Regions from separate parts of the Mus musculus genome. Here all the other regions are linked to region 1. A link is a loop called in an ENCODE intact Hi-C map of the cell type or tissue named here. Cell type or tissue: left cerebral cortex. All regions are shown on one strand.

Region 1 (8,000 bases):
ACGGATCGTGCTTGGAAACTGTAAGCCTTATTAAGTGCATTATTCTGTAAGTTGCCTTGGTCATGGTATTCTGTCACAGCAGAGGAGTAAACCAGGACAGGACCTCAACTGAGAAGATGAAGCCCTTTCCTCCCCAAGTTGCTTTTGGTCATTGCCAGTAATAGATATGTATGACACAGGCCAGACAGTGGTGGCGTATGCACTCAGGAGGCAGAGGCAGGAGGATTTCTAAGTTCGAGGCCAGCCTGGTCTACAGAGTGAGTTCCAGGACAGCCAGGGCTACACAGAGAAACCCTATCTCTGTGTAGAAAAAAAAAAAAATGTATGACATCCAGAGTTTAGAAATATGCTTTGTGTGCGCACGTGCGCGTGAACATGCATGTACACTTAGGTACATGTGTGCACATGTGGAAGTCCAATGACAAACTCAGGTGTTAATCCTTAGGACATAGTCCATCTCCTTTAAATCCAGCCCCTCTAAAGCACACCCCTCCCCTACCTCCACTGACCAGTCACATTTGAGTAGAAATGAGCTGGCACCGGAGAACAAAGTTAGGACCCCCTCCTGTCCCTAAGGTGCCCAAGACAGAAGCAGGCAGCAGCAGGAGTCCTGAACCTCAATCACAAGCTTTATTGTCCGAACATGGACTTGCCACACTTCCACAATTCCACTGGGGGGAGAGGGAGGGGGAGGGGGAGCGGAGGGAGGGCGGGGATGGCTGAGCCACAGCTGGGTGGCCACACCAGGTAGGCTGAGGGGGCCATCAAAGGCCAGTGCTTATGGGGAAATGGCTTCTTGCACACCTACCAGGTGCAAGCCCACTCCAGGGTGGGGCTCAGCCCCTTCTGGTCCCTTCCGTGGGAGCCTTTGGCTGTTAATTCCTAATCCGTGAGCTGCCCGATTGTGCTGGAAAGAGCAAGATTTGGCTCTGCAGACGGGCCACTAAAGCGTCAGTTCTAGGCTGCTGTTGTTAATGGCAAGTGCTACCCAAAAGCCAACAGGAAGCAGGGGGTTGGGCTGAGGGGCTGCTAAGTCAGCTCCTCCCTAAGGACGAGAGCGTGAGCGCCACCTTCTGGTGCCTAGTGGCGCTCACACAGGCCACCTGGGCCATCCTTAGGATTTACCACTGTGGTCCTGCCCTGGGAAGATGGAAGCAGGGCTCTCTCTGGGTTGCTGGGGTCTTTAGAGTAACATGGCAGGGGTTCCCAGAAAGAAAGGGAACCAGTTTGATTCCTCTCACCCAGCAAAACGCTGTAGGAATGCTTTGTTTAAGGAATTTTCTACCTGTTCTTGGTTCTAAGCCCCAAGCCAGTCCCAGCTCAAGGTAAAGGTAAGAAGCGTGGGTTCGCGTGCTCGCTGAATACTGAAGCTGTCTGCTCAGTGCCTTCCGGGCAGCAGATGGGAGGTGGGTAACGCATACTAGCTTGGTGTCGAGGACTAAGGAGCCTGTCACCCCCAAATCTTCCCTGACTAGAGGGGCCTAAGCGACCTTGTACCAATGTGTAGGAGGGGCTCAATGCGTGGAGTCAAGCATTCCCTCCCTAGTTTCTGAAGCCCTTCTTGGTGTGTTCTGTGTCCAAGCAGGGGCCCTGCTCCATCCCTCAGGGGCCTGCGGGGGACCTGGGGACACAGAAGGGAAGGGAGGCGGGGAAGTCCCCAGGTGTCCAGACAAGCCGCAGCAGCAGCCTGCTATAGTCAAGAGAGGCCCAACTGGATCGCTTCAGCCTCTGCCAGTTCACGAAGCTCCTTGGGACAAGAGAGGTTCTCCAGGGCTGGGCCCAGCTGTACCGCGCTCTGTGGAAGGCCGTGTCTGTGGGAGCCTCCTGGTCCGGCAGGGGGTTCAGGTGGGACGTGTCCACGTGTCCACGGCAGTGAGGACAATATTGTTACAAACACAGTCACATCTCCAAGGGGACAGTTCTGACTCCTGCCTGAAGGTGGCGCTGCTGGGAAGCCTGGTAGGGCTTCTGGTGTGAGTAGGGTCGGTCCTTGGTGTCCCTTGCGGTCAGTGTTTGTCCTAGAGAGAACAAGGGCTTGGGCATCAAGGGTTAGGAAGAATGAATGGACAGATGAGGGAGGGACAAGGAGGAAGAGAGCTGGGTAGAGGGTACAGCATGCGTCAAGGCCCTGTGGCAGGAAAAGGAATTCTACAAGGAAATCCAAGTATCTCTGTAGAGGATGGCTTTGCATAAGTATGAACTTATACATAAGCCTTGATTGCACATCTGGTAGTAATGTTTCTTACAATGTTGCTGGGCAAACAAACCCTTATGTGGTCTGGACAGCAGTTCCCAGGGCAGTGGTTACTCTGCCATGCCAACCCTGCCCACATCAGCTCCGCCAGCTGCCTGGTCCTTGGCTACCTGGCTAGGAATGGCCTTCAAAGGCCCTTGTTCCCAAGCCTGGCCCTCGTTAAATGCAGAACAGCTGGAAAGCCAAGGGGCAAGCTGTGGTTTTCTTCACTTCAGCCTCTTCTGCCTGGGTCACACAGTTAGCTGGGGACATGGATGTTTCTAGACCAGGTGCTAAGTAAGTCACGGATGTGGACATGGGAGGATGCCGGGGGGGGGGGGGTTGGGGCAGGAGGGGAGAGTTGGGAAACTGGGACACTATGTCTCCCAAAAGCAAGGACTGTGGAAATAGATGGCTTGCCTAGAATCCCCCAGTGAGAGGCTGGGGGCATGGCTCAGTGGTAGAGCCCCTGCCTAAAATCTCCCAGGGAGGGGCTGGGGTGTAGTCAATGCTAAGGCCCTGGGTCCCATTCTCAGAACCACAGGAAAAAAACAAAACAACACTAACAACAAAAACACAGAGAGAGAGAGAGAGAGAGAGAGAGAGAGAGAGAGAGAGAAAGAAAAGAAAGAAAGAAAGAAAGAAAGAGAGAAAGAAAGAAAGAAAGAAAGAAAGAAAGAAAGAAAGAAAGAAAGAAAAGCAAGCAGGACTATTCCTGGATGGGATATACCAGTGCTAGAATCTTCCTAAGCAAACAAGCGAGCTGGGACAGGACAGACACACACAAAGCATTCTTGTTCCTTTGTATACTTAGTGACTTCCGGGGGATTTTTTTTTTTCAGAGGCTGCCGGCTTGGGTGACTTAGAGACTGCTGGCGCACTTACCTCCTGTTTGTGGGCCTTGTCTGGCTGGTGAATACCGTTGGCAGAACCGGAATTGCTGATGGTCTGTGAGGGGAGGAGAGTGGGGGAGCTACTGAGCAGGCGGCCAGGATGCAATTCCACACATAACCACAAGGGGGAGGGATCTTCCGGATGGGACCAGCAGACTTGAAACCAAAGTCCTTTAGACTGGGTCTCCCAGGGCAGCAATTCCTTTTCAGACTGGGGTTTCAAGGACGGGGACACCCTCCTTCAGACTGGGGTCCCCAGGATAGAGCCACCTCCCGTTTGGGTCTGGGGCTCCCGAGGCTACAGCCCCGTGTGCTCACCTGAGTCCTGTCTGAGCAGCCCCTCAGGGCCTCCACCAGCCTCTCCACCTGCTGGGCCTGGTTCAGCGCATCCCGCAGGGCGTCTTCCGTGCTCACCAACTGATGCTGCAGTTTCAGCAGCTCGGGTGGTGAAGCTGGGTCAATGAGGGAGTAGCGTCTCTGCTCTGATAGGGACTTCTCCTTGTCCTGGAAGGGTGGAGGTGTGGAAGTGTGACCTGCCCCTGTGGGTGCTAACGAAACGGATCAGGCCCCGCCTGCTTTCTAAGTGGAGCTTGTGCCTCACAAGGACCTCCCTCCCCCAGAGTTCACTTTCCAACTTCTTCAAGCCCTAGAACCTAAGACCCACCACTCCATCCTTACTGCAGCCCTTCTGTTCTAACCCAGAGTCAACTGGTACCCACTATTTTTCTCTTCCAAGTCCATGTGACACCCCCCTCCCCCAACTGAGCCTGGCTCCTTACAAGTGTCTCCTCTCTCCTCCACCACAATGGTTAGAGTCCACACACCCCACTCTGGTCTCCAACCAAAGCATTCCAAGACACTCGTGTCGGGCCCCGTCTCCTTAATGCTCAGCCCAGCCTGGGCCTTTAGGCCAAGCTCAGAGTTTCTGTGCAGATCTCCCTGATTCTCAGGGCCCCATACTCTTCACATATCTTTTGTTTTGTTTTGTTTTTTGAGACAGGTTTCTCTGTGTAGCCTTGGCTGTCCTAGAACTCACTCTGTAGACCAGGCTGTCCTCAAACTCAGAAATCCACCTGCCTCTGCCTCCCAAGTGCTGGGATTAAAGGCATGCGCCATCACGCCCAGCGCTTTTTCATGTATCTTCTAGCTTTCCACTATGCTTTTCCAAGTGCGGGGCTGGTCTACCAGCACAGAGCTCCAGGTAAAAATCTGAGCTTCCCTTTACCTGTGCCCAACACTTCTGGGAAATCTGCCTTGTCTTTGTCTCCTTCTGTGGCACAGAGTCATAGAGGCCACAAGTACCCTGTGGTGCACATGTGAGCTGGCATTTAACCAGCCAGACACAAAACACTGGCAGAGCAGCTAGGCCTGATAACCCCATACCTAGGAGCAGATATGAAACCAGATGGGTCCCATATGGCTTAAAAAGCTCTGTTTCAGATACAGAGTCTGATGTAGCCCAGGCTAGCATAGAACTTGCTATGTAGCTGAGGATAGCCTTGAACATCTGATCTTCCTACATCCACATCCCCGGTGCTGAGATTACAGGCACAGGACACTACATCTGATTTTACGTAGTGCTGGGGACAGAACCCAGGGCTCTACTCACACAGTCTATCAATTGAGTCACCTCCTCTCAGCTCTCTAAGCATCCTTTATTATTCCACCTTCGCCTAACCCATGGATCCCTCCAGGGCCAGAAACAACACATCTAACCCCCAAGCCCCAAAGTGTGGGGGTAAAAAGAGGCCCATTCTCTTTGATCCACCCAATCCATATGCCAGAGGTGGCCAGAGACGGCTGGAACATCGGGCTGTAAATGTGAAACAGAAAGGAAAGAGGTGGGACCAGCTCTGTCCTACGCTGCCAATAAGTCCATTCTCACTCACTCACTGCAACTCAGCTCAAAGTCCAGTAGTTTCCACCGGAGAAGGCGCTTCAGGGCCCTGAGTTGAACCTCTCGCCTCTCTACTGACAGAACCCCACACGCTACTTAACAAGGAGCCCAGACCCTGGTTTCTGGTTAGATAACTAACCTGGTTTCTGGTTAGATACTCCCTGCATGTATTTTTTAATCCTCTATGCATGACTGGCTCTGGACAGAGCAGACTCTTTCATGTAGGGACATCTCTGGTGACGATGTCTAAAAAGGGGCTATGGCCCTTCATCTGCTCCGTGCTTGAGATCCTGGAGGACTGAATTTTCAACCCCCCACTGTGACTCTAGGAGATCGCTGGTCTCCTCGGCCTGGCAGCAGGACAGCCCTGGCAAACCCTTCTCCCCGCCCCCACCTCCTGCCTGCACATACCAGCCCGGTCAGCTTCTCACGCAGGCCCCGGATGTCATCCTTCAGTTTCTGTTCCTTTATCCGCCATTCAGCTTTGTGTACTTCACGGCTCAGGTCTCTCTCGGGCCCTGGGGAGTGGCGATTGGCTTCTAACAGCAACACCCTCAGCTCGTTCAGACTCCTGGAGTGGGCAGATAGTCACATCAATTCTGCAACTCTGTAGTATGAGCCATTGGACTGGAGGTTCACTACCACCAGGGGGCGCCAGCCACAAGGCAATGGTAACCAGAGCCAAGCAAGAAGGATGTGGCATGGGTCAACCACACCCAAGAGGAATAGCTTTTGGATGTGGGATGATCAAGAGGACTTAGCTGATCTTAGAGCTTTGGGGTTTTTTGTTTCTTCTTTGGATATTTACTTTTGTTTTCTGTATAAGGGTGTCTGGTCTTCGTGTATGCCTGTGTACCATACTCATGCTTGGTATCCTCTGAGGCCAGAAGATTGTGTCGGACCCTTTGGAACTAGAGGTGTAGATGCTTGTGAACCACTGTGTAGGTGCTGGGAATCAATCTGAGATCATATGGAGGAGCAGATATCTCCCCAGACTCAACACATTTTTTTTTTTTTCGAGACAGGGTTTCTCTGTATAGCCCTGGCTGTCCTGGAACTCACTCTGTAGACCAGGCTGGCCTCGAACTCAGAAATCCGCCTGCCTCTGCCTCCCGAGTGCTGGGGTTAAAGGCGTGCCGTGCGCCACCACGCCCGGATTTCAACACGTTTTTTTAGACTTTTTTTTTTTTCCCCTTTTCCCTTTTTGTTTTGAGGCAGAGTTTCATGAAGCCTGGACTGGCCTCCAACTCTATGTAATACCTTGAATTCCTGACCCTCCTGTCTCCCCCTCCTGAGTTTGAGGATTACAGTCACAGCCATTATGTCTGATGTACGTGGTGCTGGGCACAGAATTCAGATGTCCTGCGTGCCGGGAAGGCTCTCTACCAACAGAGTCACATCCCACAGCCTCGGGGGAACCTCTTGACCTCTTGAATACTGAGATCACATGCACGATCGTGCTCAGCGACCCGGCTGGATTTAGAGGTAAATGAGATCATTATTTCCAAGTCAGAGAGGCCAGGCAAGATACCTCAGTGGGTCAAGGTGCTTGCCACCAAGGCTGAGGACCTAAGTTCGATCCCTGGGGCCCATACAGTGGAAAAAGAGAGCGGACTCCAGCAAGTTACATCTTCTGTCCCCACACACATTTTTATAGCATGTACAACTTCCCATAGGCAAATAAAATAAAACAGAACAAAAACGAACCTGAAAACCATGTTGTTACTTATGCTGGATTAACTGGGCACGGGGCCTCACCCCTACAGTCCCAGCACATGGAAAGCTGAGGAAGGAGGACTAGGGAACTCAAGGCAAGCCTCGGGTATGCAGGGAGAGCTTGTCCCCAGAAAACAGAAGTTAGGGCTGGAGAAACAGCTCAGTGGATCAGAGCATTGGCTGCTCTTTCAGAGGACCTGGGTTTGATTCGCAGCTCTCAGATGGATGCTTGCAGCCATCTGTAAGCCCAGATCCAGGGGATCTGAGGTCCCCTTCTGGTTTTCACAGGCAGCTGAATACACACAGTGCATATTCAGGCACACACACAATCATAAATAAACAAATCTTCAACACACACACACACACACTCATCTCTATCACGTGCTGCTTGCAGCGTTGCAGTTAGAACTCTGAGGGGCTGGAGAGATGGCTCAGCGGTTAAGAGCACTTAATGCTCTTGCAGGAGAATCAGGTTGGCTTCCTAGTGCCCACGGGTTGCCTCACAACCATCTGCAATTCAACTTCCCAGGGATCTGATCTCCTGACCTCTGAGAGTACCAGGCACAACTTAGGACACACAGACACACACACAGGCAAAACACTCATATTCATAAAAGAATCACATCTAAAAAGATTAAAATAATAATGATGGTAATAGAAATAAGAAAAAAGAAAAGATCTCTGCAACCTCAGAGGCCGAGTCCCGGGCGCTCACCTCTCTTTCCGCAGCAACTCCTGGCTGATGTGGACCAGCTGGCCGGAGGCATCGTGGGTCTTCCGAGACACAGCCTCCAGCTCTGCCTCTAGGCGCCTCTTCTCCTTCAGGAGAGAATCTATCTTCTTCTCTCCTGATTTGCACTTGTTTTCTAGAGCTGGGGGAAGCGGCAGGGAACGGAGAGAGTTCAAACACAGATGGAAACTGGGGGTGTGGCTCAGTGTGTAGAGCCCTGGCCCCAGCAAATCAGAGGCCCTGGGTTCTATTCCCAGCACCACTTAAACTGGAGTGATACCAAACAGGCCTGTGGTCAAGCTCTTCAGACGTGGATTCAAGGCCAGTTTTGGGACAACCTGGGCTTCAGGAAACCCTGTCTCAAACACCAGCGAGAGGCTGGTCTGGCCAGGGTGGGAGATGATAGTAATGCTACCCTAAGAGGCAGGTGGTGGCCAAGCACTGTGAACAGGTCTCTAATTCCGGCACTCGGGAGGCTGAGGCAGGAAGGTCATTATGAATTCAAAGCCACAGTGGCTACATAGTGAGTTT
Region 2 (8,000 bases), 52 kb after region 1:
AAGTAGGGAGGTGGGGTGGGAGGATCAGAAGTTCAGGGTTATCCTCAGCTACATAGTGAGTCTGAGGTCAGCCTGGGCTATAAAAACAATTTTAATCTCAGTGCTCAGGAGGCAGGGGGCTGGGGTCCTGGTGCCTGAATTGGGAAGCTTGTAAAACCAGGAGTATCCCAGATACTTGACAGAGGTCAGGAGGCCCATGTTACAACTCTCTGGTGACACTGTTCACACAAGCATTGTCTGGGAACTTGGGTCTAACAGAAGCAACAGGCCCCTGTGTGCTGTCCTCAATCGCCACTTACTGGGAAGAAACCCGAGCTCTGTTGCAGGGTTTCCATTTCAGCTGCCTGGGGGTGACCCGCTCACCACAGGACAGTAGGAGACAGGGCCCAGGATTCTGGCCCAGTGAATGCGGTAGTGGCCTAGAGAGGGGAACAGTGCCAAGTAGAGCAAGAGAAAGCCCAAGTCCTATGAGGTAATATGGCCCCGGGGCAGGGAAGAGGGCAGCAGGATGTAGGCACCATGGCCCAGAACTCCAGCCAAGCCGCTGGCCCTGGCTCATTCACTGGGCACTTCTACCAGGAGATGGTCCCTCGATAAGGGTGACACTAGACACTAGACTGACACTAGACATGCCCAGCCTCTTTAAAAAATATATATGTATATGTATGTATATGTATGTATATATGTATATATATGTATGCATACACATACATATGTGTATATATAGGGGGGAGGGATATATGCATGCCCTATGCACGAAGGGTTCCAACTTGGCAGCAACTTGGGGGGTGGGGTCATCTGGTCATTTCTCTCCTTCCAGAAGAAGTCTTCAGGGCTCGAACTCAGGTCTTCAGGCTTGGCAGCAAGCCCCTTTCCCTGCTGAGCCAGCTTGAGTCCCTTCTTTTCCATATTTGTTATATAGCCCAAGTTGGTCTCAGGCTTTCCATCCTCCTGCCTCTTTCTCCCCAGTGCTGAGATTAAGGGCCCAGGACACCATTCTAACTGCATTTGGCTGAGGATCAGGGAACACAGGCAGCTTGCCGTGGGTCACCGAGAGGTCACCCGATTCCATGACCTCCCAGCTGAAGACAAGCAAAGGCTGCGTCTGGGACGGTCCCTCCCTGTGAGTCTTGCCAACTTCCAGGCAAAAAACAAAGTCCAAGTTTTAAACCAGCTGTGCCTCAGGCTCGGGAGAATGGGAGAGATGGAGTCCATCTGCCTGGGTCCCTGTCCCCACCCTTCTCCCATCACTCTCCCCTGGTCACCAGGGTCAGCAGGATGCTGGGAACAGCCAGGCCCAAGCCTTACACAGCTGTGTAACTCCTGCCAAGCCCACGGTGAAACATGTGAAGAGTGTGACAGAACAGATAAGGAAACTGGTTGGGGTCTTCGGACCCCTTGACAGTGCCTAGAGGCCTGACCACCATGCGGAGAGGGACGGCAGCAGAGACCAGCGGGAGGCTCTGGGAGAGCCTCCAAGCCAAGGAGCAGCAGCAGCTAGTCCCTATGCAGACATGACTTCGGGGTGGGGGGATGGATGAAGCTGGGAAAAGCAAGCTGGGGGTGGGTGGCAGACCAGCAGCAAACAGCCCCCCTCTCCCAATCAACCGCCAGCTGTGGGGTTTATTTGGTTGGTTGTTTGCTTGCTTTTTGATTTGTGAGACAGTCTCTTTAGTTAGCCCTGGCTCTCCTGAAACTCATGGAGATAGGCTAGCCTCCAACCGACAAAAAATCTGCCTCCCCAGTGCTGGGATAAAAGGTGTGTGTACTACCACCCCTCTGGGGTTTTTGTTTGTTTGTTTGCTTAATTATTTATTTTTATTTTATGTGCATTGGTGTTTTGCCTGCCTGCATGTCTATGCGAGGGTGTCAGATCCCCTGGAACTAGAGTTACGGACAGTTGTGAGCCACTATGTGGTTGCTGGGAATTGAATTCAGGTCCTCTGGAAGAGCAGCCAGTGCTCTTAAACACTGAGCCATCTCTCCAGTCTACCTTTTTGCTTGTTTGTTTGTTTGTTTGTTTTTTGAGACACTATTTCACATAGCCCAGCATAAGGCGAACTCAAGTTGCCAGTTTGCACAACAAATGCATTTACTCTGAACCATTTCACCAGCCAGCCAGGTAGTGAAATACACAAAACAAAACAAAACAAAACAAAACAAAACAAAACAAAACAAAACAGGCCTATTTGATGTGACCCCTTGAAATCCTGATCCTTCCTAGCCCCACCCCACCCCCGAGTGCTGGGTTCTAGGCATGATGAGGCTCCATGTGGGCTTTTGTACGGAAGGTTATAGGTCAATACAAAGTTGACTTTTTCCCCCTTTATTTGGAAGCAGGGCTCTGCTATGTAGCCCAGCTTGGCTTTGAACTGTATACTCCCCTGCCTCAGACTCTCTGGTACTGCAAAAGCAGGCAGATACTAAAACAGTTTTGGCTTGGGAGATTTTTGTTTTGTTTTGAAGCCAGGGTTTCTCTGTGTAGTCCCGGCTGTCATAGAACTCACTCTGTAGACCTGGCTGGCCTCAAACTCACAGATCTGCCTGCCTCTGCCTCCCGAGTGCTGGGACTTAAGGTGTGAGCCACCACGCCTGGCTTCTTTCATTCTGTTTTCTTAACTCCCTGGCAGGCTGGTAAGAGGTTCCGAGAGTTAATACATTTCTTATGCAAACTTGGCAACCTGAGTTCAATTCCCAGAACCCATGCAAAGGTGGAAGGAGAGAACCAATCCCACAGAGCTATTCTCTCACCTCCAAAGGTACACTATGGTGTGTACACACATGCGCACACATCATGCGTGATCATGGGCTAGATTTTCTGTTTGTTTGTTTGATTGTTTTTGGTTTTTGTTTTGGTTTTGGTTGTTGTTTTGTTTTTTTAGTTAAAACTAAGCTGGAGAGATGGCTCAGCCGTTAAGAGTACTCGGAAAACTCAGGTTCAAATCCCAGCACCCACATGGCAGCTCACACCTGTCTGGAACTCCCAACTGCACATCTTCTAACACCCTCACACAGACATATATGCAGGCAAAACACCAATAGACATAAAATAAAAATACACTTTAAAAAAGATTGTGGACTGTTCTCAAAAAAAATCAAAATAATAAATAACTTTTTAAACTTATATTAGATTTATTTATTTCATTCCATGTAAGAGTTTTACATGTATGTATGCATGTATGTATGTATGTACATATGTGTATCGCATGTGTGTCTAGTGCCCATAGAAGTCAGAAGAAGAGGGTATTGGATCCCATGAGTCTGTTGGATGGTTGTGAACCACCATATTAGTGCTGGGAACCGAACTGGGTCCTCAGCAAGAGCTTCAAATTTTCTGATCTAACTCTTTAGGCCCAATCAATATAATAATATATATATTTTTAAAAGGTGGAAAGAGATCCCTAACGGTTTTCTTCTGATCTCCATAGGTACACATATTCACACGCACAAACATGCACACATCACACACACACACACACACACACACACACACACACACACACACGGGATTACAGCTACAGACTAGATGAGTAACTGTCAGGTAATTCCCTGGGCTCTGGATCTGGGACCATCAGACCGCCCGGCTATGAATGAGCATGTGCCCTGTGGATCCATGTCCTGTGTGTCTCTCCCAAGGCTCTGGCTTCCCCTGAGGGCAGGAGAGGTCACAGTGTGGCACAATTGTCCTGCACAGCCTGTACCCTGTGGATCCATGCCCTGTGTGTCTCTCCCATGGCTCTGTATTCCCCTGAGGGCAGGAGAGACCACAGTGTGACACAGAATGAGGACATTCTACTGTGCCTTACGTCCCTGCAGCGAGCTTCTATGTTAACATCCGGATGCTCTCCCATTCTGGCAATGTCCTGAGCAGGCGAGGGACGGGAAGGAAGAGACACAGATGCTGGGGTCTGGTCCTGGAAGAGCATGAGAGAGTCCAGCCAGACAAAGGGAGGACTAAGATGAGGCAGCCAGGAGAAAGGGGAGCGTGCCAGCAAAGCAGGTCAAGGGAACCGCCCACACATCTGAAACTAAAACCCAGCGACACTGGAGTGGGTGGGAAGGAAAGAATGGAAGAGACACACAAATGCACCGGTTCAGACGTCATCAGGAGGACATCCAAATTGGTACGATCTACCGTCACTTCCGAAAAGGCAGCCTCGCCCTGCCTACCAATGGAGGCTGCGTGCCAAGCACCCACTACATGCATGCACTGTCTTACGCATGCCCAGGCTTTCTGCAAAGTGGTACCCAGTGCCCTTGAAGGCCTTCTCCCACTTATCAGGGAGAGCAGCAGGGCTCGGTGTTGCTTTTGCAAATCAGATTCCCAGTGTGCGTCTCAGGACCTAGGACAGCACCAGGCAAGTGGCTAGAAACTGCCAATTTAACAGCTCCATTAAAGAGCCCGGGGTGGGAGGGAGCTGGGAGAGTCCTTGCTTAACCTACACAAAGTCCTGGGTTCCATCCCTAGGACCACACAGGCTCGGTCTCACCCACGGGGAAATGCCTGCAACTGGAAGGTAGATCAAGAGATCAAGTTCACCCTCAATTACACAGAGAGGTTGAGAGCAGCCTGGGTGAGGTGACACTTTGCTTCAAAAACAAACAAAGCCAACAACAACCAAAAGGAGCAGGAGAGATAACTCAGTGGTTAATTTAAGAGCACAGTCTGTTCTTCCAGAAGACCTGGGCTCGATTCTCACCATAGACATGGCAGCCCACAATGTTAACTCCAATTTCAGGGAATCTGACGCCCTCTTCTGGTCTCCATGGGTACTTCATAAATCTAGTGCAAAGGCCTGCATGTAGGCAAAACATCCATATCCATAAGAGAAAAAAAAATATTAGGGGGTGGAGAGTTGGCTCAGAGGTTAAGAGTACTGACTGCTCTTCCAGAGGATCCGAGTTCAATTCCCAGCAACCACATGGCAGTTCACAACTGTCTGCAATCCAGCTGCAAGTGACTCCACACCCTCACACAGACACACATGCAGACAAAACACCAATATACACAAAATTAAAAATAAATAAATCATTTTTAAAAAAAAAAAGAAAAATAGGGGGCTGGCGAGATGGCTCAGTGGTTAAGAGCACCGACTGCTCTTCCAAAGGTCCCGAGTTCAAATCCCAGCAACCACATGGTGGCTCACAACCGTCCCTAACGAAATCTGATGCCCTCATCTGGAGTGTCTGAAGACAGCTACAGTGTACTTACATATAATAAATAAATAAATCTTGAAAGAAAGAAAGAAAGAAAGAAAGGAAGGAAGGAAGGAAGGAAGGAAGGAAGAAAGAAAGAAAGAAAGAAAGAAAGAAAGAAAGAAAGAGAAAAACAAGTTAAATGACCCTCACCCGGCAGGCTGGAGGTGTGTTTCAGTGGTAGAGCATCTACCTCAAATCCCCCAGAGAAAGGCTGGGGGCACGGAACAGTGGTAGGTGCCTACCTAGAATCCTCTAGTGTAAGAAATATGGGTCAGCTGTAGAGCACCTGCCTAACTCTGTGAGACTCTCGGGAGGAGCCGAGAGCGAGGCAGGAGAGAGAGCAAGGCAGAAGAGAGAGCCCACAGCCCTGTATTTATGTCTTGTTAGTGATTCCTCCGGCCTCTTCTGCATCCTGCTCAGAAGATCATTAACCTTTCTAGGCGTTTCTGAAGGCATCAATTACAGTTCGCGTTTCTCTGTGAAGACCAGGGAGGAAGGGTCAAGGGAGGGGGGCTCCAAGGCCTCAGAAAACACAGGGTGCTGGAAGTAGACCCACCTACCCCGAGTCCCCAGATCTTGGGAGAAGAGGGTCTTCCCTCAACCTGGCCCAGGACAAAGAGTTTACATAGAAGGTCACATCCTTATGTTCCTTGAGGCTAAGCCACAGTGCCAAGGACAGGAGCACCATACAGTATCTAGTGCCAGGACCGTAAAGTGTTCATGGCTCTGCCTCCTCTGTAAGACCACCAGCTCCTTTATATAGCCACACCCCAGTTGTCTAGACACACACACACACACCAACTTCATGCACCAAAAACTTGCCTTATAGATTATACCAGCTGTTCCCAGCCCCAGTCTACCACCAGCTAAGCAGATGGGGGGAGCCCCCTCACTTGGTCTCTCTGGCAACCCAGGATTAAAGGAGATACCACCAGGAGGGGGGGGTCTATGAACAGGAGCCGAAACCAGCATTTACAACAGTCACACTGGGCCAGGCCACACTCATGAGTCAAGGAGAGATGGGACAGAGGCAAGATGAAGCTAGAGAAAATGAAACCAGCATCCAGAAAGAAACAGAAGGGGTGCCTGCCAGCCAGCTTCCCGCCCCAGGTGGCCCCGGCTCCCGGCAATTCTTCAGTGACTAAGGCTTATTTCTCCTACTCTGAAATGTCCTTTTGGGTCGAGCAAGACTGTGAGATGGCTCAGAGGGGGAAGCGTTAGCCGGCAAGCCTGATGACCTCAGTTCAATCCCTGGCATCCAAAAAACAAAAACAAAAACAAAAGCTGGGCAGTGGTGGCGCACGCCTTTAATCCCAGCACTCGGGAGGCAGAGGCAGGCTGATTTCTGAGTTCAAGGCCAGCCTGGTCTACAAGGTGAGTTCCAGGACAGACAGGGCTACACAGAGAAACCCTGTCTCAAAAAACCAAAAAAAAAAAAAAAAAAAAAAAAAAAAAAAAAAACCAAAAAACAAAAACACAATCCCTGGTATCCACACAGGTGAAAGAGAAACAACTCTCAAAAGTTGTTCCATGACCTTCACAAGCACGCCATAGTATGTAGGAGTGCGCGCACACACGCGCGCACACGCACACACACACACCCCATATGGACAGATAAATAAATGTAACTGAAATCTCCCTTTACTTAACTGAATGAGGCTCTGATTCCCCGGGACAAAGAAGACCAGGCACAGTGGGCTATAGAGAGGGCTCCCTTAGTAAGCTGCTTGCCATACAAACTTGAGGACTAGAGTTCAGAGCCCCATCACCCACGTCAAAAAGCAGCGTGTGCCTGTAATTGCAGCACGAGAGAGAGATAGAGACAGGAGGAGCCCTGGGGCTTGATAGTTAGCCAGCCTCATCGAGTCAGTGTGGTCTAGGTTACATGAGATATCCTGTCTCAAAAAACAAGGTGAAGGGCCAGTAAGATGGCTTAGTGGGTAAAGGGCCTTGCCACCAAGTCTGGTCATCTGACTTTAATCCCAGGTATCCATATGACAGAAACAGAAAATGGATCCCAGTAAGTTGTCCTCTGACTTCCGTATGCACCCACGCATACACACACCCACCCACACCCACACGGAATAAAACGGACAGTGACTGAGGAAGACAGAGCTAACCCCTAGCCTCTACACACTCATGTCCGCCCAAATGCTTGCAATGCACGCACATACACACGCACTCACGTGTGCATGCATTCATGCTAACTGTGGAATTACACACCTGTAATCCCAGGACTTGGAAAGCACAAACAGAAGTTGAGGCTAGCCTCCACTGTGCAACAGGTTTGAAGCCAGCCTGTGCTACATGAGATCCCTGTCTCAAAACAACAGAAACTCCCAACGACAGGGTTATTAAAGGGCCCTCTTCTGATTCTGTGTTCCTTCCAGACAGCTGGGCTCAACAGAGGATGTTTGATACTTACAGCTTATAAAGAGAACTGAGGTGGCCTTAGTGGAGGCATACAGAGTCTGGCCAGCTGATGAGAGTGAGGGAGAGAAAGGGGGAGGAAGAGGGAAAGGGGGAGGGGGAGGGAGAGAGAAGAAGGGGAGAGGGAGGGAGAGTCGGAGAGGGAGGGAAGCGGGAGGGGAAGAGGGGGAGGGGGAGGGAAGAGAGGAGCCAGTCCCATGGAATGCAAAGCCTAGGCAATTGTGTGGGCTCCAAAGGCCAGACAGTGATTAGACTTTGTACTACTGCAGTGTCGGCAGTAAGTACGACTGTAATTACGCTTTAGAGAAACAGACCTTGACTTTGCAAAAGATGGTGTGCCCCTTAGGCACACAGTAAGTCCTTAACCAATG
Region 3 (8,000 bases), 210 kb after region 1:
TTGGGATTTTGTGAGGAGGGAGTTGACATTTAAATCTCCTGGGATAGGGAAGGAATTTTCCCAACACTCTCTTCTCCTCCTAGGAGGGAATGTTTCAAATTAGAGAAAGTAGCTACAGAGTAGGTCATGTCTGAGACTTCAGATGGAGATGTTAGAACTGCCCTTGAGACCAGGAATGATCACACAGGCTTGTAATCCCTGGAGTTGAGACAATAGGACTGTGAACTTTAGACCAGCCTGGGTTATAGAGGGAGACCTTGTCTCAAATAAATGAATTACTGACCTTGGCTATGCAAGTCCCAGGCTCATGCTAAATATATCAACTTGGCAAGTGATCATTAGGATACATGATATTCAATTTCTTACCACACTTACTTATTTATGTAGCATGAGTTCGGTGACACACATGTGTGTGGAGATCACAGAACAACTTGGGAGAATCAGTTTTCTCCTTCCATCGTGTGGGTTGGGGATTTGAACTCATGTTGATGAGCCATCTTGCTGGCCCCTATGTGGTATTTAAAGTCATGAGCTGGACTGGGCATGTAGCTAGCTCAGTGGTGGATGGCCAAGGTTTAATCCCCAGTTCTATGAAACAAACCTTCAACCAAGCTATGGGAAACAAAGGAGGTAATCCTAGGTCTCAAGGGCTTGTCGATTCGGGGGACAAAGGGCGTCAAAGCAACGACAAATGTTTTTTTTTTTTTTCCCCTTCTGATTGGAGAAATGGGAAGATGCATGGATGGATGGGTCCCCTTTACTGCTTTCTTGGGAAAGCTGGATCACCGTATAAGCAGGCTCCTTAGAAGTAACCCATGAACCTCAATGGCCTTCTGAGTGTTCTTAAGTTAGCTACCCCCCTAATGTTGGGGATAAATGTTCACCTCTGAGTTCCAGTGCTAGACCCTTTCTAGAGAACTGCAGGCAAACACTTTCACACTAAACCAAGATCAGAGCTCCTCACTGGGGGATTCTAGGCAGGGGCTCTACCACTGAGCCATGCCCCCAGCCCCTCCCTGGGGGATTCTAGGCAGGGGCTCTACCACTGAGCCACACCCCCAGCCCCTCCCTGGGGGATTCTAGGCAGGGGCTCCACCATTGAGCCAAGCCCCTAGCCACTCACTGGGGGATTCTAGGCAGGAGCTCTACCACTGAGCCACACCCCCAGCCCCTCCCTGGGGGATTCTAGGCAGGGGCTCCACCATTGAGCCAAGCTCCTAGCCCCTCCCTGGGGGATTCTAGGCAGGAGCTCTACCACTGAGCCACACCCCCAGCCCCTCCCTGGGGGATTCTAGGAAGGTGCTCTACTACTTAGCTATATCCCTAAGTGACAACAGCTGAGTTGGGCGTCAACCTCCTCAATATATCCTGGGCAGTGGATGTTCTTTACATTACAACCAATTTACCACCAGGGCAGGAGTTGAAAGCAGGAAAAACAAAACAAAACAAAACAAAACAACTCCACAAAGGTGTTTGAGGAGATGGCTCAGTTGATAGATTGCTTGCTGTTCTGAATTTGGTCCCCAGAACCCATGTACAAAGCAAAAGAGCAGGGTTTGGTGGTGAGTGCTTATAATCTCAGCACTTGCGGGAAGGGGCAGACCAGGCAGAACCCTGCGGTTCTGCTAGGTGAGTTCTAGGTAAGGGGGAGACTATACCTCAAACGAGAGAGAGAGAGAGAGAGAGAGAGAGAGAGAGAGAGAGAGAGAGAGAGAGAGAGAGAGAGAGAGCACACAAGAGGTAACACTCAAAGTTGTTCTCTGGTTTCTGCACACACACGTGTATGGACTTGAACACACACCAACGCATACAAACCTAAAAGAGACCCAAGACAATAGCCTTTAAAAAGTTTATATTTATTAGTCATTGCTAGAGCAATTAATTCTCTTTTCTTATTTCGTTTTTGATTTTTTTTTAAATGTGTGTTTCATCCAGAGTTATACCAAAGCGATTAAAATGAATTTTCTCCTGAGGATATAGCTCCCCAGATTAGAAATTTTTTTTTCTCTCTCTCTCTCCCCAATTAGCCACAAAAATAAACCCAAAGAGCACACCAACAATCAAACATCATCCCCAAATATCCAGGACAAAAAATAAAATATTTTATTGATCTATCACAGCGAAACACAAAGAGGTGGGGTGGTGAGACATGCTCTGTAAGAGTGGCTCCAGGAAGAACGGGGTTACAGTACTGCATGTGGGGACAACCAGCCCACACAACCCTTTGCACCCTAGGCCAGGATCGGGGTGTGTGGTGGGGACGGGGACAGGCTGCCATGACAGGTGAACCAGGTTGATAGTGGGTATGCCCAGCCAGCTTAGTGGTACTAGGCAGTCAAGATGGACGGATGGATGGATGGATGGATGGATGGATGAGTAGGTGGATGGGTGGATGGCAGGTGGATTCCATAAGAACAAGGGAGCTATTCCCAGTGTGAGGAGCCATCTGACTCCAGGGTGTCCCAGATGTGGGAAGTAGCTTTAGGTAACAGGAGGCAGGGACAGGGGAACCAAAGAGAGAGGGATCATGTCACCAAATCCATCGTCAAGGCTTCCGGTATTTGGGTACCAATGGGATGCAGCCAGGAATGGCTCCTGGTGGGCAGGGGGAGGTGGGACTGCCCAACAAAGGTGTGCACCATCTTAATAGAGGGGCTTCAGGGAAGGGGGCAATCCCCCCTGGGATACCCTTCCCTCCTCCCTCCCCCCACAAAGAAGAAGCACCAACATGTAGCACCAATTTCCCTTGGAGATGGAGACTGTGGGGGGGAGCTCCTGGGTGGGAAGAGATGGGACACCCGCCCTGGCCTCTGATATAGGGTGGGGGGAGTTTCTGGTTAGGGCTGCATGGCTGCTGCTGTCTGATTTCCTTGTCCTGTGGGTTTCCAAGGCCACTGGCCTGTTGTCCCCTCCCAGGTGGGGGTCAGGGGGATGGAGGAGGGGGTGGTCATAGAAGGTTTACATTCTCCACCAAGCAGTAGCACCAACGTTGATGAGGTCGCGAGTCAGGGGTCCCCAGAAGATCACTTTCTCTTCCGGCCACAGGATTTCCCAAAGCAGCCCCCACCTGGGTTGGGACAGGTCACAGACAAGTGATGGTCAGCTTGGTCCCTCTGTCTGCTTCCATCCCAGGAAAAATCTAAAAGAAGCTAGTCTGTCCTTCCTTCCTTCCTTCCTTCCTTCCTTCCTTCCTTCCTTCCTTCCTCCCTCCCTCCCTTCCTTCCATCCTGAGATTATAGGCATACACCACCTTGCTTGGTTTTATACTATGCTAGGGATGAAACCTAGAGCTATATTCTCATTGCTTGCTCGCTCTCATTCATTCTCTCTCTCTCTCTCTCTCTCTCTCTCTCTCTCTCTCTCTCTCTCTCTCTCTGGTTGGGGTTGTTGTTGACACTGTTTCCTATAGAGTTCAGGCTGGCCAATGCTTCTGCCACAGCCTGCTGAATTCTGAGAAGACCTGTTTAGCAAACCTGGGGATAGATAGCCTGGGGTAGGGAGGTAGCACAGGCTGGTGTCTAGCCCTCATGTAGTTTCTCCCAGATGTGGCCTGTTAGTGCCACCTGGTGGTCTGTCCTGGAAGTCCTTCCCACTCTCTTTCATTGTCTCTTTCAAGTCCCAGACTCCTCTGTGCAGAGAGGGGCATGGGCAAGAATGTTCAGGCTACACCAAGGGTAAGCATGGAGGGTCCTAGACCTGCTCCCATCTATGAATATATGCATTGACCTCTGACTCTGTGTCTTCCTTCCCTAGGGACAGAGTCTCTACTTACCTTGGTATCCCAGGGCTCCAAGGGCTCCTCCATAGGGCTTCGGGGGTTTTCCTGTGTATGGGGGTGTTGGGAAAGGATGAGGTGGGGAGGATACTGGGTTCCCCTATCTCTACCAGCATCCCCATCTTGTGCCAACTCCACCCTGTTTTTGTAGGCTCCTAAGACCTTCCTGCCAATCAGCCCACCTACCTCTGGTCTTGCTAACACCTTTCTTCCCAGAGTCAAGCTCTGTAGTATTGGGACGGAACCTTGACCTAGTGCATTCTAGACAAGAGCTCTGTTCCTGAGTGACACTCCTGGATCCTACCTGGGGGATTCTAGGCAGGTGCTCTACCAGTGAGCCACCCCCCCAGCCTCTCCCTGGGGGATTCCAGGCAGGGGTTCTATCACTGAATCACGCCTGTAATGTATCAGAAAGATTCTAAGTAAGAGATTTATTGCTGAGCCACTGATTGGAGGATTCTAGACAGGTAACCTATCACCAATTCACACTCCCAGCCCCTCACTAGGGGTTTCTAAGTAATTGCTTTACTGCTGAGTTACATCATCAGCCCTTTTAAAAAAATGTTTATAAAAGACTTTGAGACAGAGTTTTGCTGAGTTGACTAAGTTGTTTGGAATGCTCTCCATAGTCCAGGCTAGTCTTGAACTTTGATCCTTCTGCTTCAGACTCCATACCCCCCCCACCCCCCAATAGTGCTAAGATTCCTTCTACCAACAAGGCTAGTTTATGAGATGTCTTTTTACTGAAGACTCACCACCAACTCCCAGGCCCCCAGCACCACCACCTATGGGGAAAGAAGGAGAAAAGGTATTATCAGTACGCCCACTTCTGGGAGCCTGCCATGTTCCTCCCTGATTGGAGCAGGACATGTGATATAGGAACGGGCCAGTCCTGGACCTGGGTAGCAGGAGTCCCTGATTCTGTCTCTGTTCACTGTGGGATCTTTGAATAGTGGTTAGTGGTCTCTGAGCCTCAGTTTACCTCAGGAGAAGTATGGTAGGGAAGCTCTTTGACCCACAGGGACACTGAGAGATATGAAGGGTGTCCCTGTCCTTAGAAAGGTCCTTATGGACCAGATTGATGTCTGGGCTCATCTTTGGGTCTATTATAGATGGTAGCTCAGCTCTTCTGGACAAATGGAGCAGAGGAGAAAGAAGAGTCTGGCAGAGCCCAGAACAGGGTCCCAGGGCAGGACACTTGGGCATACCTGGATAAATGGGAGAAAGTCCAAAGCCAGGTCTTGCTGCAACTCCTGAAAGGGAGACTTATGGTTGGTGATGTGTGGTGGCAGGCCATGCTGTAGCCTTATCACCTGGTCATGATGTCTGGTATCAGCTCCTTCCCACTGCCGTATGCTACTGAAGCCACATTCTTTGCGGGGTGTTTGCGTGTAGTGTATTTGTGCCTGTGTTCTCTCACTAAACCTTTTGTTTACTAATTTGGCAAAACTAGCTGGGCCAGCAAACTTCAGGGATCCTCCAATCACCTCCTCCCCAGCTTGCAAATTTTACATGCACACTGGGAGTTTGAACTCAGGTCTTCATGCTTGCATGATAAATGCTTTGCTAACTGAGCCATGTCCTCAAGCCTTGACGTCCCTTTCTTAATTAAATGTCTCCGTCTCATATGCCTGTGTGGTGCCTTGTGGCTTATGCTCTAAGCTTGGTTGGCAATATGCTCAACTTGGGGGGCGGGTACTCCTTCCATAGTTGTCTCCTGTCCTAGAGCGATTTTTCCATCTACAGACCTCACGTGAATTTAGTTTCCAGAACCCCACTGATTGTCCCCCAGAGCCAAGCAGATCTGAGAACAATACAAGAGTTAGCCATACCTCCACCTGGGAATGGCCTGGCTCCTAGGACACCTCCAAGGCCAGCAGCACCTGGGGAGAGGACAGAGGGGCGTCAGAGTGGACACAAGGCTGCTGGCACTCTGGACAAGACCTTCAGGGGTACCATGAGACAGGCAGGTGTGGGTTGTGGTAATGGGGGTACAAGCCTGTTGGAGACAGGGAGGCCACAGGGGAACTCACCATATTTGGCTGCCTTAGCAGCTGCAGCAGGGGACACACCTGGAGGAAACAGGAGAGTTCAGCAAAGCCACCTCTCTCTCCCACTCCAGCCCACTTAGCTGATCAGCATCTGCCCCTGAGTTGTCCACCCATATCCACATCCCACCATTCCACCATCCCTCCTCCTTCACACCCATCTTTCTAATAGTCTCTGTCTCTGCCTTTCTCTCTCTCTGGTGCTAGGAATGAACTCCAGGATCTAATGCATGCTAGTGTCCTACCATTCAGTAATGCTCTTCTAGCTCTTCACTGGGGATTCTAGGCAGGGGCTCTCCCACTGAGCCACATACCTAGCCCCTCACTGGGGGATTCTAGGCAAGCACTCTCGTACTGATCACGCCCTCAGCCCTTCATTCTAGGAAGCATTCTACCTCTAAGCCATACTCCCAACCCCTCACAGGGGGATTTTAGGCAAGTGCACTACCAGTGGACCTTAAGCTGCTATTATATGTCTAGTCTTGGGGCATACCGCACACAGGGTAGTTTAGGTAGGGAGACACAATGGCAGAGAGAGGAGAGAGAGAAGCACACATCCACCGTGATGGTAGAGACTTTAGGGAAGTAATTCCTCTCCAGAATGAGAAATGGGTCTGACTATAATATGCTAATAAGCCCTCACCTGGTGGGTTGACAGAGAGGAGAAGACAGGTGTTTAGGTACCTCTGTGTCAGCAGGCAGCCTGGTTCCTGCTTGCTTAAGCTCTCTACCCCTTTGCTTTCAGACATGATCTAACATATCCTAGGCTGACCTTGCACTCACTAAGTAGCTCAGGTTAGCCTTCAACTCATGATCCTCCTGCCTTCGCTTCCTGAGTGCTGGATGACAGTCTGTTTGTCTTCATACCGGCTTTGGTACGCCTCTTTCTCCTTCTCACTTACTCCTTAACTCCAAGGCCTGCAGCTTACCTCCACCAGCTCCCAGTCCACCGGCTCCCAGTCCACCAGCTCCCAGTCCACCGGCTCCCAGTCCACCAGCTCCCAGTCCACCGGCTCCCAGTCCACCGGCCCCCAGTCCACCGGCTCCCAATCCTCCGGCTCCACCAAGGCCTGAGTGAGGGGAGACCCATGCATTACACACACTGTCAGAAGACTCTCATTAAGACCCTGTTGGCAAGGGGTCTCTGAGCTCCCAGTCATCTCTGGGATTCCCAATGGCCAGAAAGTGGCTGGGCCCCAGGGGCTTAGGGATTGGCCAGGGAAGCTGAACTCTTGCTTACCATACTGGGCAGCCTTAGCAGCAGCTTTGGCAGCAGCAGCGGCAGCAGCAGGGGGTGCAGCTCCTGGGAACACAGGGACTCAAGGAGGAACTGCATGGGAGTCTCAGGCTCCATTGCCAGCCAACCCATTTTGGGGACAGCAAAAACATACCTGCTACTCTACCGGGAACACCAGCCCCACCAAGTCCTCCAGGTCCACCGAGACCTCCAGGGCCACCGAGACCTCCAGGGCCACCAAGGCCACCTGCTGCTCCTGTGGAGAGAGGACCCTTAAGGGACAGTACCCATATTTTCATTTGTCGTTTGAAGACCAGATCACTTATAGCTCATGTTGGCTTTGGGTTTTCTGCATGGCTGAGGATGGCTTAGAACTCTTGACCCTCCTGCTTTCATCTCCTAAGTACAGGAGTTTATAGGCATATGCTATATATATATATATATGCCTAGAACTTTGTTCTTTTGACTTTTGTTTTTCTGTTTTTTGTTTTTTGTTTTTTTGTTTTTGTTTTTGTTTTTGTTTTTATTTCCCTAAGACAGGGTTTCTCTGTATAGCCCTGGTTGTCCTGGAACTCAGGCTGTAGACTGGGCTAGCTTTGAACTCAGAGATATACCTGCCTCTGCCTTATAAATGCTGGGATTAAAAGTACCACCACCACCCAGCTACTTTTTTTCTTTTTTAAAAGATTTATTTATTTATTTTATGTATATGAATACACTGTAGCTGTCTTCAGACAGGCCAGAAGAGGGCATCGGATCCCATTACAGATGATTGCTGGGAATTGAACTTAGGACCTCTGGAGTCAGAGCTGGACTTTAGAGGAGTCAGTGCTCTGAATCACGGAGCCATCTCTCCAGCCCCTACTTTTTTCTTTTCTTTTCTTTTTGTCCTAGTGAGATGGTCTCACTAAGTTGCTGAGACGGACCTAGAACTCATGAC
Region 4 (8,000 bases), 120 kb after region 1:
CAGAGAATGGCCTGCATTTGTCTCCTAGGTGCCGCAATTATAGGCTTGTAGCAGCATGTTCCAACTTACATAAATATTTTAAATTAAAAAAAAAAAGACAGCCGAGTGTTGGTGGCACACGCCTTTAATCCCAGCACTAGCACTTAAGAGGCAGAGGCAGGTGAATTTCTGAGTTCGAGGCCAGCCTGGTCTACAGAGTGAGTTCCAGGACAGCCAGGGCCACACAGAAAAACCCTGTCCTGAAAAACCAAAAACGACAACAACAACAACAAAAAAAACCCATTGCTGGAGGAGGAGGAGGAGAAGGAGGAAGAGAGGGAGGGAGGGAGGGAGGGAGAAAGAGAGAGAGAGAGAGAGCACTTCTTCAATGGTAAGATGCCCACCCCTCACTCACATCCTGTAAGCAAACCTAATGAAACTCATTGGGCCACTACCCTATCCCACTCCCACTGAGAACATAATATATCAGGAGGGGATTAGTTGGGAAGAGAGCAGGGACCAGTGGGAACCGGGAAGGACAAGAGAGGTAATTTGGGGGTGAATATGACCAAGATGCATGTTGTATGGAAGTGTCACAAGCCTCTTAGTATGCATAATGAAAGCATACTGATAAAAAAAGACTGAAAGGGGCCTGGTGAGGTAGCTTGCAGGTGAGAGGTGCTTGCGACCGAGTCTGATGATCTGAATTCATCCCCAGGACCCACACGGTGCTGAGAAGTTATCTCTCAGAAGTTATTCTCTGGCCTACACCGTGCTACATGCACATCCATCCACACATGTGGTAATAAAAGAATGTATTAAAATATTGAAAAAAAAAAGGCAGGTGTGAGTACATGGGGTGCTTCCTGGACAGGGCCTGGGGCTTGCTTCTCAGTTGGGGATCCCTCTGAGCCCAAATGTTTTCTTCCTCCCAAGGAGCAAATGGAGGTTCAGAGAGGCGCATACTGTGCCACAAAGAAACACTGGAAAAGATGGAAACCCAGAGCAGGCCCGGTGAATTCCCTCTATCCTATCTGATGCTCTCTACCCTGAGAGTAGAGGCAGAGGGTGAGGGGAACAGAGGGTAGGGCTGCAGGAGGAATGGCCCAGCAGTCTCAGAAGGCCCCAAGGGGCCAGGCAGGGCTAGCTGTGGGTGTGTGGGGGACCGCCACAGCTCTGTGGCTCCGTGGGCCAAAATAGCTCAAAGGGAAGTGGGCAGTTTTCATATGAGCAAGGCTTGCTTCTGAGGACTGCATCGGAGCTTCTAACCTCAGTGGCCCTTCGTGAGTGATCACTGCGGCAGCTCGTTCTTCGGGGTAAAAAGGCCATGAGGGTCTGTTGGATGAAGTACATGACCCGTCTCACACCAGGGATGGCTTTATTCATGGGGTGCTACTCTGAGGCCTGCAGGCTTAGCTGAATAACATTTCTGTGGTTTGAGCCTTTGCGGCAGGGCCTCACAATGGAGTACTGCCTGGCCTTGAACTTAGGGTCTCCCCACCTCAGCATTCCTAATGCCCTGATGGAGGAGTGTACAGTACCCAGTCTGACCAAATAACTTGGGCCTTCAAATGAGGCGGAGAGAAGACCCTGAAGACACCTACTGGAGGCCAGCGGGCGACTGTTCACGTACATATGTGAGTATGTCTATGTACAGAGGTCTGGCAGGCCTTGTCCCTGGTCAATCTGGGCCACCTGTTCAAAGCCGGAACCAAGGAGCCCACCAACGTTACAAGGATTATCTGTCAGAAAGTACAAGCTGGCTCAGGCCTGGATGGACTTCTGGGGATAGCAACTTCCTCCTGGCTGGAACAGGGCTTGGGCACAGTTCCCCAAAGCATCCAAGTTCCATACACAGGCCTGTGGCATTAGCCAACCCTCAACGGGCGGGAGAATCTCACATCTCTGGCTCTTAGCTGGCCCTCTCCAGTCACTGGTAGTGACAGAACCACCCTAGGGGCTTCTTGGGGGGTCTCAGAGGCTAGGGGTTTGGGAAGCCAATGATAGATAAGTGGGTGCCTGGAGCCCTGCATAGGCTTTCCTTAAGGGCCACAGCACTAGGCCAGGGTGGGAGGTATCAGGTATCTCGGCTTCCGCTCCGTCTATCCCTAAGGGTCTTGTGGGGTGTAGCACAACAGGGGAGCACCCCTGGGAAAGGCTTACCTGAGGGTGAGGGCTCCTCACCATGGCCCCTTCATCTTGTGCCGCACACCTGCCCAAGCTGATGCCAACACCACTGACTCTGGTGAGCAGTGGGCAAGGCAGTTGGCTTCCTGTCACTACTGAATCATCTCCTCTACATCCGCCTCGGCCAGACTACTAGGGTGGTTAATGACAAAGTGGGTGGAGCAGAGACAGAAAAAGATGCAGAGATACAAAGCGAAGTTAAAGCTGGGCATGGTGGTGTGTGCTGTTAAATGCCTGCACTTGGGAAGCAGAAGCAGGCAGAGCTCTGAGTTTGAGGCCAGCCTGGTCTATATAAGCTAGGACAGCTACAGTGAGACCCTGTCTCAAAAAAGACTCCCTGGGTAATGGCACGTTCCACCAAGCTGGACAACTTGGAACCAGAGGAACCAGGGTTCCTATCACCAGGAACCATGAAGTGAGTGTCTAGTTGTCCTCTGATGCATATGTACATACACACAGGCTTATGTGCAGTGTGCATGTGCACACACATGCACATGTATGTGCACACACTCCTGGGGGTGGAGAGGCAATAAAAAAGAAAACAGACATAGGGAAAATGGGAAGTGAGAGATGGGCACAGGCACGGGCAGACTGAAAGCCAAGCACACACAGTACATGCCCACCACAGAGCAAGGTCACATGGAGGAGGGAGGGCTACAGTGATCGACGGGTAGAGAGTCAACCCCAGAGTTCACATGGACACAGACATGGAGAGGACGGAGTTTCGAGGGACATGTACACACTCACGCACGTGCCACAGTCAGACACCAGAGATGGGGACACACACACACAGATGCACAGGTCAGGAGAGGACCAGAAAGACAGAGAGGCAGATATGTAGACGCTGACAACCACAGGTAAGAGGAAGCTAGAATCCTTCCAGCATCCACAGGCATCTGAGAATGGGGATCAGAGAGAGAGATTAGGGCAGTGGAATCCCATAGAACAAATACTAACCGGCAGATAAAAGAGATAAGGGACAGAGGATACAGGGAGAAAGACGGGAATAAAGATGGCAGATGGAACAAAGGACCACTGTGCCAGAGACAGCTGGATAGACAAGCTGCCTCTGTGTGTGGGTGGTGGTAGTGGGTGAATGTAGAGGCCAGAAGTCAGTCTTGGTGTCTTCCACATTTTAGTTTCTTTGAGACCGAGTTTCTGTGTAGCCCTGGCTGTCTTGAGACTCACTCTGTAGAGCAGGCTGGCCTTGAACTCAGATTTATGCAGACTGTGTCATCTACTTTTTAAAAACCAAATTGTCAGCCGGGCGTGGTGGCGCACGCCTTTAATCCCAGCACTCGGGAGGCAGAGGCAAGTGGATTTCTGAGTTAGAGGCCACTATGGTGAGTTCCAGGACAGCTAGGACTATACAGAGAAACCCTGTCTCGAAAAACCAATCCAAACCAACCAAACAAAAAAACCCAAATTGTCTTTATTACATCTATTTCTTTGTACGTTAGTTCTTTTTTGTTTGTTTTGAGACAGGGTTTCTCTCTCTGTGTAGCCCTGGCTGTCCTGGAACTCACTCTGTAGACCAGGCTGGCCTTGAACTCAGAAATCTGCCTGCCTCTGCCTCCCAAGTGCTGGGATTAAAGGCGTGCGCAGGGCTGGTGAGATGGCTCAGTGGGTAAGACCACCTGACTGCTCTTCCAAAGGTCCGGAGTTCAAATCCCAGCAACCACGGTGGCTCACAACCATCGGTAATGAAATCTGACTTCCTATTCTGGAGTGTCTGAAGACAGCTACAGTGTACTTACATATAATAAATAAATAAATATAAAGAGTAAACAGTTAAAAAAAAAAAAAAAAAAGGCGTGCTGGAAACTACCTCTACCACTGAGCCATCTTGCCACCTCCTGGTTGTAATTTTTCTGTGTTTTGGGTTTCACTGTATAGTCCTGGCTGGCCTGGGAACTCACAGATCCTCCTGCTTCTTCCCAAGTGTTGGGACCATACCAAGCTTCCACCTTGACTGTTCCCTTTCACTGGCCAGAGACTCCAGAGACTCACCGAGTTAGTCCAGGCTGGCTGGTCCTGCAAGCTCCAGATAGCCATGTTCCCATGTCCCCAAAGCTAAGAGCACACGTCGTTTGTGCCCAGCTTCATTGAGAGCTGGGGATCCAAGCTCGGGTTCCTCAGGCTTTTGAGAACACTAATAACTGAGCACCCCCTCCACCCCCAGCCAAGGCCATTTCTCAGTTGGGGGTATCACTGCCTGTAGTGGGGAGGAAGGACATAGGCAGGAGGCAATCTGCTGTGAGTTTAGTGCTAGCCTGGGTGTTTCTTCCCCAGTCTGTGCCCCAAGCCTGCTGCTGCCACCCTGTGGTGAAGCAAAGTAGCACAGGCATGGGGACGATCACCAGGAGACTCAGTTGACCATTGAAATCTGTGCTGACCACAGGTAGTGCGGATGCATTCAGTTCATCAGACTTTTTTTTCCCCACGGGGTCAGGTGGGGAGGCAGAGAACCCCTAAGAGGATCATGGTTGGCCTCTTTCCCACTTGCACCTACACAGTAGCTCACAGTAGTCCAACTTCACTCAGTTCTGGAGGGACCCATTCATCTTGGATCCCTGGCACAGTCACTTGTAACCTCAGCCCCGTGCCTGCTTCTGGATTCCTTTTTAGAGATACCCCCCCCCCCCCCACACACACACAACCTACCAACACCAAAACTGGGATGTTGTTCAGTTGGTGCTCGCTTGGGTTCCATTTCTAACACAGCACAGCTAGATATGGAGGCACACCCCTGTAGTGTTCTAATTTTTCATTTTTAGACGGCCTCTTGGCTATGTAGTCCAGGATGGGCCTTGAACTTGCAGACCTCCTGTCTCAGTCCCTGGAATAGCTAGAATTACTGAAGCACTCCAAGTGTCTTGAAAGCATGTATGTCTGTGCAACACTTGTGTGCCTGGTTCTTGGTGGCCAGAGGGCATCAGACCCCTAGAAGTTATACTGCTGTGAGCTACTATGGAGGTAGCTGGAAGGTCAGCAAACGCTTTTTAACAGATGAGCCAGATTTCCAAGCCCTGAACCATGGTCTGTCGTTCTGAGACAGGGCTTCTATGTAGGCCAGGCTGCCTTTGATCCCAGAGATCTGCCTGCCTCTGCCTCCTGAGCACTGGGATTAAAAGACTCACACAGCTTCAGTAGTGAGTTTATTCTTAATTTCAATAGAATGATATGAGACTTCTACCAATCCCAAGGGCCCTTGGTGGTAGTCTGACTCCCTTCAGAGGGACACGCTGGGATAGCCACTGCTCTGCTAATCACTTAGTGCATCTCCCAGGGAATTCAGACTAACTAGGGTCCAACGGAACACTACAGCCACCCATCACAGTAAGCATCTGCTTTTACGAGTTATCCGATGTTTGAGAGCTGAAGATGCATTGGCTGTTTTCCTTGTGAGAAACTTGTGAAAGTCCACTACTTTCTGAGGAGTAAACTGTCTGTTAGGCATGCAGCAAGTCTCCTTAACCGACTAAGCCATTTCACTGTCCTGTCTTCAATTTTGTGGGTCACCTTCATAAGAATACTGCTGCTGCTCTTGAAGACAATCTGGGGTTCAAGTGCTATATACCCACCTGAGAGCTGTTAATTCTAGCTCTGGGAGATCAAATGCCCGACTACTCCATGGGCAGACCATGCACAGGGGGCATTACATGTTTATCAGGCAAAAAGCTCAAGCACACTCAATCTCTGGGCCAGCGAGACCACTCAATGAAATGGAGCATTGGCGGCTCTTGCAGAGGTCTTGGGTTTGATCCCAAGCACCCACAGGACACCAACTCCAGTTCCTTCCTTCAGCATTTGCCAGCCCTAAGTAGCACACATGGATACCCATCATCTTCTATCCATCATGGACATCCAACAATACAAAAGGTCCTGCCCCCAAAGTCATCAATATTCAGACTCTGGATCAACAGAAAGAATCCCAAAGCAAGAACATCACAGAGGGCAGTAGTGCACTTGGGAGGCAGAGGCAGGTGGATTTCTGAGTTCGAGGCCAGCCTGGTCTATACAGAGAAACCCTGTCTCGAGGGGGGCGGGGGAAGAAAAGGGCATCATAGAGGCTGGCATGTGGTGGAGTTGTAGTTTTTATGTAGCAATATAGGTCTTCTGGCCAATTCCCAGGACCAAACAAAACAAAATAGGAAATCCCACAAAAGCAGAGAAACCAGGAGCCAATTGTCTGAACTCATCTACATCACTGATGTACAGTCTAAACACTGAAAAAGATCCTTTCCATTTGGGCACTCTGCTAGGACCACAGAGGTAGTAGTAAACTAACCATGTAAGCTCCTCTCCCATTTTAGAGGCGTGGTCTCACTATGTAGGGGCCACACTATTCTTGAATTCAAGAGCCCCCGACTGTCTGCCTCCTGTATGCTGGGACTGAAGATGTGCCATATGCTCCACACAAACATCTTATGTATAAGGGTGTTTTATCTGCATAGGCACTCATAGGCTCGAATGGTCGCACCCAACCTCCTGGGCTGGAGTTACAAATGCTTGCCAACTGCCATGTAGATGCTGGGAATTGAATCTGGGTTCTCTGGAAGAGAAACTGGTGCCCTCAACTACTGAACCATCTCTAGCTTCTCGAAGCCCTCCTCTTACCAGAGCTCATACATGTGGCTAGACTGGCTGGCAAGCAAGTCCAGGTATCTTTCTGTCTCCATTTCCCGGGTGCTGGGATTATGGGTACACATGACGTTTTACATGGATGCTGGAAATGCTTACACAGTAAACACATGTCCTAGTGCCGAGATGACTAGCCTACCTCCAGTTTCTTCTTTAGAGGTTCCAAGATCAGGATTCTGCAAACTAGGTCACACAACATACTCAGTGGCAGTGTGCGCAGCAGGACCATGGTCAACACGCCAGCCTAACTCCTTGTAAATGCTTCTCTGTAGCACCCCAAGGTTCACAGCTCCCAAGTGGCCAGAAAGACAAGCATAAGTGTTATGTAAGGTTCTCTTTTATTTAAAAGATCATTCACAAAATACCATATCCATAGACTCACTTTCTGTCATAGAACTGAATGTGTTAAGTGTTTGGAATTCCATTCTTACAGTCAGCTGGGTGCCCAGCAATGTGGATGGACGGGCCTGTCTTTTCCGCATTGGAGATGGATTACATCATCTGAAAGCATCAGCTTTGATTACAACCACGCAATGCATGTCTGTCTTAAGTTAGGTATTGGTGTTACACAAATGGTTCTTATCTCAGAAGCAGAGAAGATGGCAGGCGAGGGAAGGAGTGAGAGTTCTGTAAATTGCCGAGACCTTGCAACAAAGACAATCCCGAGCCAAGGGGTAGGCTGGCAGGAAGCTGCTGGCTACCAAGCAAGCTGCACACCTCTCAGCCCCTTTCCCCAAGGCTCTAGTGGCTGGCTGACCCCTACTGCTCCAATTGGAGCAGACGGAGACTGGGTGCCAATCCTTTTCCATTGTTCACACACAACTGTTCAAGCCAAAAGCCAAACCTGGTTGATCCCCTTTGCTCTCTCTCAAGTGAGTGCTCCATACTGTCTGCGGGAGCAGGGGTCTGCCCCACAGAGGAAGCAGCACACCTAGAGGTTTCTAGACACCTAGGTACTGAGGGTCTCAACAGCTGGGTAACTGATCAGAGAAAGTGCCAGACTCTAGGCCTTGAGCTGTGGTGGCGAGCAGCCTCTTGGGCTAAGCGCCCTGGATCAGACAGACACAAGGGAAAGAGCGCAGACTCAGTGCAAAGCACAGCTGCCCGGTGCAGCTCCAGCACCACCCCTGCTTCCTACAGGCCTCAGCTGCAGGAAGCGGATTGAGCTGCAGCGGGTTGCACCCCCAAGC

Evidence for each region. Peaks named below come from ENCODE experiments on the same cell type or tissue, not always from the same donor. Only the 100,000 strongest peaks of a DNase experiment are listed, where the experiment ranks them.
Region 2: it touches region 1 in a loop (2.4-fold over the local background); 18 of 42 quality-filtered maps call a loop at or near these places.
Region 3: it touches region 1 in a loop (8-fold over the local background); 30 of 42 quality-filtered maps call a loop at or near these places.
Region 4: a loop joins it to region 1, with 4 times the contacts of the local background. A loop is called at or near these places in 21 of 42 quality-filtered maps.

The regions. Positions count from the first base shown.
Region 1 is chr5:134,488,775-134,496,774 of GRCm38, forward strand. Clip2 (CAP-GLY domain containing linker protein 2) reads right to left here. Exons shown (of 17, transcript NM_009990.3): 13 at 7,455-7,611; 14 at 5,435-5,594; 15 at 3,445-3,630; 16 at 3,119-3,181; 17 at 609-2,018. The coding sequence ends at 2,007. Among named protein-coding and RNA genes, the nearest start is that of Gtf2ird1, 36 kb to the left of the region's middle. In left cerebral cortex, CTCF peaks have their summits at 1,076 (motif pointing left), 1,931 (motif pointing right), 3,240 (motif pointing right) and 5,665 (motif pointing right); DNase peaks (open chromatin) are centred at 960, 1,914, 3,218 and 5,668; H3K27ac peaks cover 296 bases.
Region 2 is chr5:134,540,692-134,548,691 of GRCm38, forward strand. All of the region lies in intron 1 of Clip2 (CAP-GLY domain containing linker protein 2), which reads right to left. Among named protein-coding and RNA genes, the nearest start is that of Clip2, 7.7 kb to the right of the region's middle. In left cerebral cortex, a CTCF peak has its summit at 4,758 (motif pointing left); DNase peaks (open chromatin) are centred at 411, 1,120, 4,100, 4,706 and 1 more place; H3K4me3 peaks cover 718 bases; H3K27ac peaks cover 2,468 bases.
Region 3 is chr5:134,700,758-134,708,757 of GRCm38, forward strand. It overlaps Eln (elastin), which reads right to left. Exons shown (of 37, transcript NM_007925.4): 29 at 7,215-7,316; 30 at 7,064-7,126; 31 at 6,753-6,893; 32 at 5,809-5,847; 33 at 5,608-5,658; 34 at 4,984-5,028; 35 at 4,531-4,560; 36 at 3,773-3,823; 37 at 1,838-3,067. The coding sequence ends at 3,024. Among named protein-coding and RNA genes, the nearest start is that of Limk1, 16 kb to the left of the region's middle. In left cerebral cortex, CTCF peaks have their summits at 3,582 (motif pointing left) and 7,791 (motif pointing right); a DNase peak (open chromatin) is centred at 3,562.
Region 4 is chr5:134,612,747-134,620,746 of GRCm38, forward strand. It overlaps Lat2 (linker for activation of T cells family, member 2), which reads right to left and starts at 2,279. Exons shown (of 13, transcript NM_020044.3): 1 at 2,143-2,279. Eif4h (eukaryotic translation initiation factor 4H) reads right to left here. Exons shown (of 7, transcript NM_033561.2): 7 at 7,126-8,000. In left cerebral cortex, a CTCF peak has its summit at 4,497 (motif pointing left); DNase peaks (open chromatin) are centred at 1,227, 1,826, 2,304, 3,262 and 3 more places; H3K27ac peaks cover 2,458 bases.